Linked DNA regions of Homo sapiens: region 2 is linked to region 1. A link is a contact called in ENCODE Hi-C or POLR2A ChIA-PET data. All regions are on one chromosome and are shown on one strand. Each heading gives the region's core, a stretch centred on a gene start or an enhancer-like site at or near the end of the contact. The rest is flanking DNA. Distances are from core to core; before and after follow the strand shown. Region 1 overlaps CKAP5 (cytoskeleton associated protein 5). Region 2 overlaps ATG13 (autophagy related 13).

The links. Hi-C counts contacts between places; a loop is a spot of excess contacts on that map. ChIA-PET counts read pairs that join two places held with the same protein, here RNA polymerase II (POLR2A). Pooled maps may share reads with other maps.
Region 2: a loop to region 1 is called in a pooled map, with 3 times the contacts of the local background. The contact joins two enhancer-like sites. A Hi-C loop is called at or near these places in 3 of 50 pooled maps. POLR2A ChIA-PET finds 5 or more read pairs at or near these places in 3 of 52 experiments (A673, AG04450 and PC-9).

What each region holds. Positions count from the first base shown.
Region 1 is chr11:46,825,565-46,829,862 of GRCh38, reverse strand. All of the region lies in intron 1 of CKAP5 (cytoskeleton associated protein 5), which reads left to right. Among named protein-coding and RNA genes, the nearest start is that of CKAP5, 19 kb to the left of the region's middle. RefSeq lists enhancers at 2,575-3,125, 3,126-3,678. Within about 2 kb of position 3,007, at least 24 of the 41 ENCODE cell types and tissues checked have a DNase peak (open chromatin) inside an H3K27ac peak, as active enhancers do.
Region 2 is chr11:46,646,946-46,650,739 of GRCh38, reverse strand. ATG13 (autophagy related 13) reads right to left here. Exons shown (of 19, transcript NM_001346311.2): 6 at 1,557-1,603; 7 at 423-563. Among named protein-coding and RNA genes, the nearest start is that of ATG13, 31 kb to the right of the region's middle. Within about 2 kb of position 1,424, at least 14 of the 41 ENCODE cell types and tissues checked have a DNase peak (open chromatin) inside an H3K27ac peak, as active enhancers do.

The sequences.
Region 1 (4,298 bases), core at 1,758-4,257:
CACACACACACACACACACACACATACAAAAAAGGAATTAGACTTCATATACTGTCTTGCAAATTTCTTCTTAAAACTTAATGGATTTCTTCCACATAGGCACATTTGACCCTTGAGCAATGCCAACGTTAGGGATCCCCCTGTGCAGTGGGAACTTCACATATAATTTTAGACACCCCCAAAACTTTACTAATAGCCTACTGTTGACCAGAAGCCTTATTGATAACATAATTGTTTAACACATATTTTGTATATGTATTATATATTGTATTCTTACAGTAAAGTAAGCTAGAGAAAAGAAAATGTTAAGAAAATCAGAAGGAGGAAAAATATTTTTTCTCGCTCCATCGTTCAGGGTGGAGTGTTGTGGTCCCCTCTTGGCTCACTCTTTCTGGGCTCAGGCAATCCTTCTACCTTAGCCTCCCGAGTAGCTGGGACTAACAGGCATGTGCCACCAGGCCCAGATAATTTTTTGTATTTATTTTTAGAGACAGTAAGTAGACTGTCTTTTAAGTAAAGTAAGACTTTATTGCCCAGTAAGTAGAAAATATATTTACTATTCATTAAATGGAAGTGGATCATCATAAAGGTCTTCATCCTTGTCATCCTCATGTCGAATAGGCTGAGGAAGAGGAGGGGTTGGTCTTGCTGTCTTAAGGGTGACAGGGGCAGAAGAAAATTCACATGCAAGTCAACCCGTGCAGTTCAAATCCATGTTGTTCAAGGGTCAACTGTATTTATATATTTACTTCTGTCTTCCATATCATCTTTTGTTTACTTTAAATATTTGCAAAGCAATTTTTGTATAGACGAATGTCTCATTTTTTGTGTATGGTAAAAAACAATAGTATAAAATTTACCATCTTAACCATTTTTAAGTGTACAGTTCAATAGTGTTAAGTATATTCACATCGTTATGAAACAGATCTCCAGAACTTTCTCATCTTGCTAATCTGAAACTCTGTATCTAAATATTTCTCTTATCCCCCTCCCAAGCCACACCCCCACCCCATCTTTGGTTACTACCATTCTACTTTCTGGTTCTATGAATTCATGAATTTGACTGCATACCTCATAAAAGTGGGTTCATACAGTATTTGACTTTTTTTGTGACTGTTAGTAGATTTTTTTCTCTAATTTTTAAAATGTTTAATTCGCTCATAAGCACAGCACAGGGTATTATCCATTTGTGTGTGCATACACACATACACTCATTGTACTATGTTTATTGCAGTTAACTGAAGTCCTATGTCACTAGAATGCTATGTAACAGAAAATGTTGGTCATACCTCTTGTGATAAATATTTGTTGGGTACTTATTTTGTATCACACATTGGAAGAAAAAGATAATTAAGATACATTCCAGCCCTTGCCCTTGAGGAACTCACAATCTGATGAGAAAGGCTGATCTGCAAACCATTACCCTCAGAACAGTTAAGCTTGATGGGAATATAATGAATGAAGGTCTTAATTACCTAATTCAGAGGTATTCTTTACAGTTAAATGCATTGTAGAATGAGACTGTCTTGGCAGTTCAAAAATCAGACTGTTTTAATCTGAATCCATTTTTTACTTGGCAACTTTATTTATTTATCTACCCCGCCCCCACCCAAGTAAGGAAAAGATACTTGGCAACTTTAGCTTAGGGTTCTCTAAAACCTTCAGAATAAGAGTAACCTGAGTCTGCTCCCTGGTGGAGCAATCTTCATAACTGTTCTTTGGATTCTTAAATTTCTGCTTTATTCCTGTTGTGGATAGGAGAAATTGGGTTACTTACAAATGGTCTTTAAGCTTACTACATTGATTCCTGTACTGATCTGATGATGGCCCAAGGCTTTAAGGAGGTGTGTTGATTCATCTAAATTAGGTGGAGTAATATGGACTTAAAAAAAGCACATATCTTTCCTGTTGGTATGATGGGAGACACAAAATGCAGTCAAACCTTGTAAACTAGGATTCAGGACAAACTCCTCCTACAAAAAGAAAATTAAAACTAGTTGCTAACCTTTGGAGATCTCAGAGACTAGGACTTAACTCCTTGAAATATTAATGCCGTTTCTACTACAATTTTCTTAAGAACTCTTCATATTAAATTAGATGATTGCACATTACAATTGTATTGGCATGCAAGATTACTTACATAGACTTGTACATTTATTTACGTTGACTTTTAGGTCAATTTTTGAAAGATCACATTTTACACACAAGATGGGGAAGGTTATTTTTCTTTTTTTCTTTTATAGAGGTATGGTTTTGGTTAGTTGTTCAGGGTGGAGTGCTGTGGTGCAGTCTGGCTCACTGCAGCCTAGTCCTGGGCTCAGGATCCTCCCACCTCAGCCTCCGGAGTAGCTGGGACTAGTCTTGTACCACCATGCCCAGCTAATTTTTTATTTTTTGTAGAGATGGGGTCTCACTTTGTTGCCCAGGCTGGTATTTTTCTATTTCACCTTCTATTACCTTCCTGCCCATCTTGTATCATTGTCCAGGATTCCTCCAGTTTTGTAAAGAACGAATTCCGTGAAAAGGTGAGGTGGAGCATTGTAGGATCTTTTCCAGGCCTTTGAGTTGCCATTTGAAGAACTGCTCGAGTCCAAAGGAGGTTAATGAAGTAAGCAGCTTACATATAATGAGGGGCTATGTATCTACCTTGATGCTTTGGCTGTTACCTGCAGTAATTTTTTTCACCCTTGGAGGAGGGATTAGGATTGTGATAGTGGGAACTGGTCATCTCCTTTGTTTCTGGAATATTACGTGTAATACTACCAAAAAAAGAGGTCCACCCAACTGCAGTAGTCTTCCTAGTTGGTCCATCATTTGCCTCTTGCCTGGGAAAGCCTAGGACCTAGAAGCAGCGCCTGAGGCCTGCAAACCTCTGGGCGAAGATACACTGCGGCCCCTTTAAGCTTTCAGAGTGTGCGGAGAGGGGAGCTGAGGGTGGGGCGGGCACTCTGACAGTGGCGCTCCGGGCCCCGCCCTCGGAGGAGGCGTTTCCCAGCGGACCGCAGCACCAATGCTGCTGCCGCCGCCGCCGCCGCCTGCCGGGTATTCCTGCTGATCCTGCTCGGACCTTAGCTTCCCTGACCTCTCCCTGCCCGGGGAGCGTAAGTGTCAAACCACGGGCAAAGGGCAAGCATCCCGCGACCGTGCTGCAAGTCCTGGTGGACAGTACTGGGGACTTTGCTGGCCTATCAGAGGCTAAGGCGGCGAAAGAGCGTAAACAATGCCGGCTCCAGTGAGCTAAAGCCAGGGTATCTGCTCTACTTCTGGGTGGTGACAGCAGCCGTAGGGTGCTTGTTTGGGCATGCAGTGGGTGAGCAGTGCCCACGACCTGGCTTTGCCCCCACCTGGTTCTTACTTGGGGTGAGGAGAGGGTTGCTTTTACCAGAGTATAACCCATTTGAGCTGAATGGGTGGAGCTGAATCTCTCTCTCTGGGCCTTGGATCCTTACCCTGGTATTTGAAGACCTTGGTAGCTTTGGGATGAGTAAGCATTAGGTTTTCAGCTACCTTGGTACAGTCGAGCAGTAACTCCAAGTTGTCCTAATTCACAGCCAGGTTTAGCTGTCTCTCCAGAGGCCTGTGTTGGTGGTATCCCGTACCCCTTTTGGATATGTTGACAGTGAACATCTCTTAGGAAGAGTCCAGTTAACCTTTCCTCCTGATATAAAGAGCACAATGTGAAAGAGACAGCTCTTTACCCCTCTCCATCTCTGAAGGAATTTGTGGGACGCCACTGTCCCAAGATTAGGAAAGCAAACACACCAAAGTTTGAGATAATCTGCTAGAAAACTGTTCAGATTTCTGGCCGCCTGGTAATGCAGAATACTCCGGCAAGAGGATAACACTTGTCCTTGTTAATGGGAAATACCTGGAGACAGTGAGTTTTTTTTTTAATTTGAGGGAAAGTGTTGTCATTTTTGCCACCTGCTACTCAGAGATGGGATTTTGTCAGATTTTGGTTAAATAATAAAAATCTTAAGTTTTCTATGACAGTTACATAGTTGTTGTGTTTCTTTAATCCAGTTGTCCTTCCTAGACATGGTTTGAGTAGATTTCTGGGCATGTGTATGCATTGCTTTTTTAAAAAAATAATTTCTTTTTTTTTTTTTATGAGCCTATCATCACACTCAGTGGTCATTCAAATGGGTTGCTTTTTGATGGAGCAGAAGTTTTTCTCAAACTTCTGTTAAAATCATTCTGTGCTTCTGCAATAGCATCTCCTTAGCCAGAGGTGAGAGTCCAGGAATGGTAATCAAATTCAGATCTCTTGTATTGTGATAGTGAAGAGCTTTTGTAGG
Region 2 (3,794 bases), core at 175-2,674, 180 kb after region 1:
CATCTACTCGGGAGGCTAAGGCAGGAGAATCACTTGAACCCGGGAGGCAGAGGCTGCAATGGGCCAAGATCGCGCCATTGCACTCTAACCTGGGCGATGGAGCGAGACTCCGTCTCTAAATAAATAAATAAATAAAACTCTTGACTTCCTTCCCTAGCTCTAAGATGTTTATCACTAGGACCTCAACATCCATTCCACAGGAATCACGATTGTGCATATAGAAAAGGATAATAAACCTGGTGGCTTTGGAAGGGTGAGGTTCATAAGGCAGGCTGGATAGTGATCACATGAAAGCGACAGCATCAATAATCCAACAAACCAACCAACTGTCCAAAACATCATCACAGAACATCTAAATGCCAGACAATGTACAAAGTGAGGGGGTTGATGAGTGAATCAAGATGACCATCTATGCTGTTTACCTGTATAATATGACATATTCATGCCCTTGTTTCCTGGAGAGCCTATAGGCTGGTGTCACCCTAGTTATAGCAAGAAGGGACTTCAGCAGCAATGACAGTCTGTTGTACACCGTGTAGGAAACTTTGATTTCTTTATCACACCTGCCAGGCACAAAGATATGGTCAGCATTCTTCTATTTAGCGCTGGAGCTACACAAGACCAAATTTATTATTAAGACATGTTCTGACTAACCAGAGAACTCTAATTACACCTTTATCAACAGATTACTGAGGTAAGCCAATGTTTTACTTTCTCATGTACTAGACACAGGCAAATGAGCACCAAAAGGCACCCAATATATTTTTTCTAGCTTCAAAGTGGTTATTTTTTTTTTAGAAATAAAGCAGCACATCTGAAAACATATAAATAAATAAATACTGCAATTATATACACTGAAGGTGCAAACATGTACTATCCTATGAGCTGTCTATCTCGATAATCTAACAGAAGTCTGCAGAAAAGTCAGCTTGGCTCTAAAATTTTGGGTCATAACCTGGCAATTGCATTTATTCAATAAAGAAAATTAATGTCCACCACATATACTTATCACTAAGATTTTTCTTTTGATGTGTTGATGTTTCCTCAATTTTCCTATATACTCTTGTTGAAAACTGAAGCTTCAGGCAAGAGATAAGCTAATCTGCCTTGAAAGAAGAAAATGGGGAAAGGAAATAACATGCATTTCCAATCCATGACCCATACAGTCTGTAAAAAGGAGCAGGGAGGGGAAATCTTATTGGATGGCTGCCACACAGAAAACAGACAAAACAGAGTAGTCATATTACAAGAGCTCGCAAGGGATTTAATCAGAGAACTAGCTGTACTCTGGGAAAACAACAAAGCCTTTTCAGCTTTTTCTGCTGCTCCTTTCCCTGTAGTATCTGAGTCTCTCTGGACTGATGTTCCCTCTGAAGGTCATCTCTGTGTCCAGGCTGGAAGCCAAGGATGAAGCAAATTGTAGCAAAGACCTATTGGCTTTGTTAAGTGGTCAGAATGCCCTCCCTGACTCTGAAAACAAAGCCCTGCTTTTCACATGATGTCATCTACTTTATCCTCAGCAACCACAACCAAGGACCCTAAGACGCAGCACTTACTTTTCATTCATTTCAAGACACCATATTTCCAGCTCCATGGAATCTCCCTGTAGAAAGGACAAATTTAAAATATTTGTTTAAAAAATTTTTAATTTCAAAGCATTACAGTCACTATAAAAATATTAAAAGGTATAGATAAGCAAAAAAAAAAGAATAGATATCAACTTATAATCGAACAAGCCTCTTCTCTAAATAAAAGGGCAATCACAGTCTATATGCTATTTTGATGACTTGTTTTTTCTTAATAAATACGTCATGGAATTTTCCTTATAATTAAAAATTCTAAATCATTTAAAATGGTTCCACAGTATCCCACCATATGACTATCATTTTATCCAACCAGTCCTCCAATTCTTGGACATAAAGGTTGTTTCTCTCTCTCTCTTTTTTTTTTTTTTTTTTTTTTAAAGACAGAGTCTCACTCTGTCGCCCAGGCTGGAGTGCAGTGGTGCAATCTGGGCTCACTGCAAGCTCCGCCTCCCGGGTTCACGCCATTCTCCTGTCTCAGCCTCCTAAATAGCTGGGACTACAGGCGCCTGCCATCACAGCCAGCTAATTTTTTGTATTTTTAGTAGAGACGGGGTTTCACATGTTAGCCAGGATGATCTGGATCTCCTGACCTGGTGATCTGCCTGCCTTGGCCTCCCAAAGTGCTGGGATTACAGGCGTAAGCCACTGCGCCCGGCCAAGGTTGTTTCTTTATTCTTTTTTGGGGGTATCTTCATCTTAGTGTGAACATAAAGGTTGTTTCTAATTTTCATTACTGCAAAAATTGTGATAAACAACCTTGAGACTAAAACTTCTCCCACAAACTCAATTAATTTCTTTGGGAAAATTTTCAGAATTACAATTGCTGGGCCAGGCATGGTGGCTCACGCCTGTAATCCCAGCACTTTGGGAGTTGTACTAAAAATACAAAAATTAGCTGGGCGTGGTAGCGGGTGCCTGTAGTCCCAGCTACTCAGGAAGCTGAGACAAGAGAATCGCTTGAACCCAGGAGGGGAAGGTTGCAGTGAGCCAAGATCGTGCCACTGCACTCCAGCCTGGGCAACAGAGCAGGAAAAAAAAGTGCTGGGGGGGGTGGGGTTAAGTAATTTGGCTAAAGTCACTCAGCTGGGATTGAACTTGGCTCTGTGTAGCTCCAAATTCTATTTACCTTTCATTATACCATACAGCCTTATAATCTATCAGTGAAAATACATTGAAACAGTATCTGCATCAATCCTAATGTGAAATAAGGCAAGCAAAAACATTTTTTAAAACTCACAATACAGGCTGGGCAAAGTGGCTCACTCCTATAATCCCGGCACTTTTGGAGTGTGAGGCAGGAGGATCAGTTGAGGCCAGGAGTTTGAAGCTGCAGTGAGCTATAAGCAGAACTGCACTCCAGCCTGGGCAGTACAGGGAGACCCTGTCTCTACAAAATTTTTTTTTTTTTTTAAACATTAGCCATGTGTGGTGGTGCAGCATATACTCCCAGCTACTTGGAAAGGCTGAGGTGGGAGGATCCCCTGAACCTAGGAATTTGAGGCTGCAGTGAGCCATGACTGCGCCACTGCACTCCAGCCTGGGTGACAGAGTGAGACCCAGTCTCAGAACAATAGCAGGCTGGGCATGGTGGCTCAGGTCTGTAATCTTAGCACTTTGGGAGGCCCACGCAGGTGGATCACCTGAAGTCAGGAGTTCGAGACCAGCCTGGCCAACATGGTGAAACCTCGTCTCTACAAAAAATACAAAAAATAGCCAGGCATGGTGGCACGCACCTGTAATCCCAGCTACTCGGGAGGCTGAGGCACGAGAATCGCTTGAACCTGGGAGGCGGAGGTTGCAGTGAGCTGAGATCATGCCACTGCGCTCCAACCTACGCGACTCTGTCTCAAAAAAAAAAAACAAAAAAAAAAAACAAAAAAAACAAAAACCCAAAAAGCAACCACCACCACCACCCAGCAAGTCACACTCTAGAAACAAATATAAACAAAGCAGCATATGAAGTCTAAGTTAAGACTGCAGTTATATCTCCCATTAAAAGGGGGAAAGTTTCTAGAGCACGCGAGTCTTGAAGGATGAGCAGAAGTATGTCATGTGAACAAGAGGGTAAAGACCCTATACCAAGTGGTTGGAATAATAAGTTCAAAAACCACGACCCCTGTAATCCCAGCACTCTGAGAGACTGAGGCAGGCAGATCGCTTGAGCTCAGGAGTTTGAGACCAGCCTGGGCAACATGGTGAAACCCCATC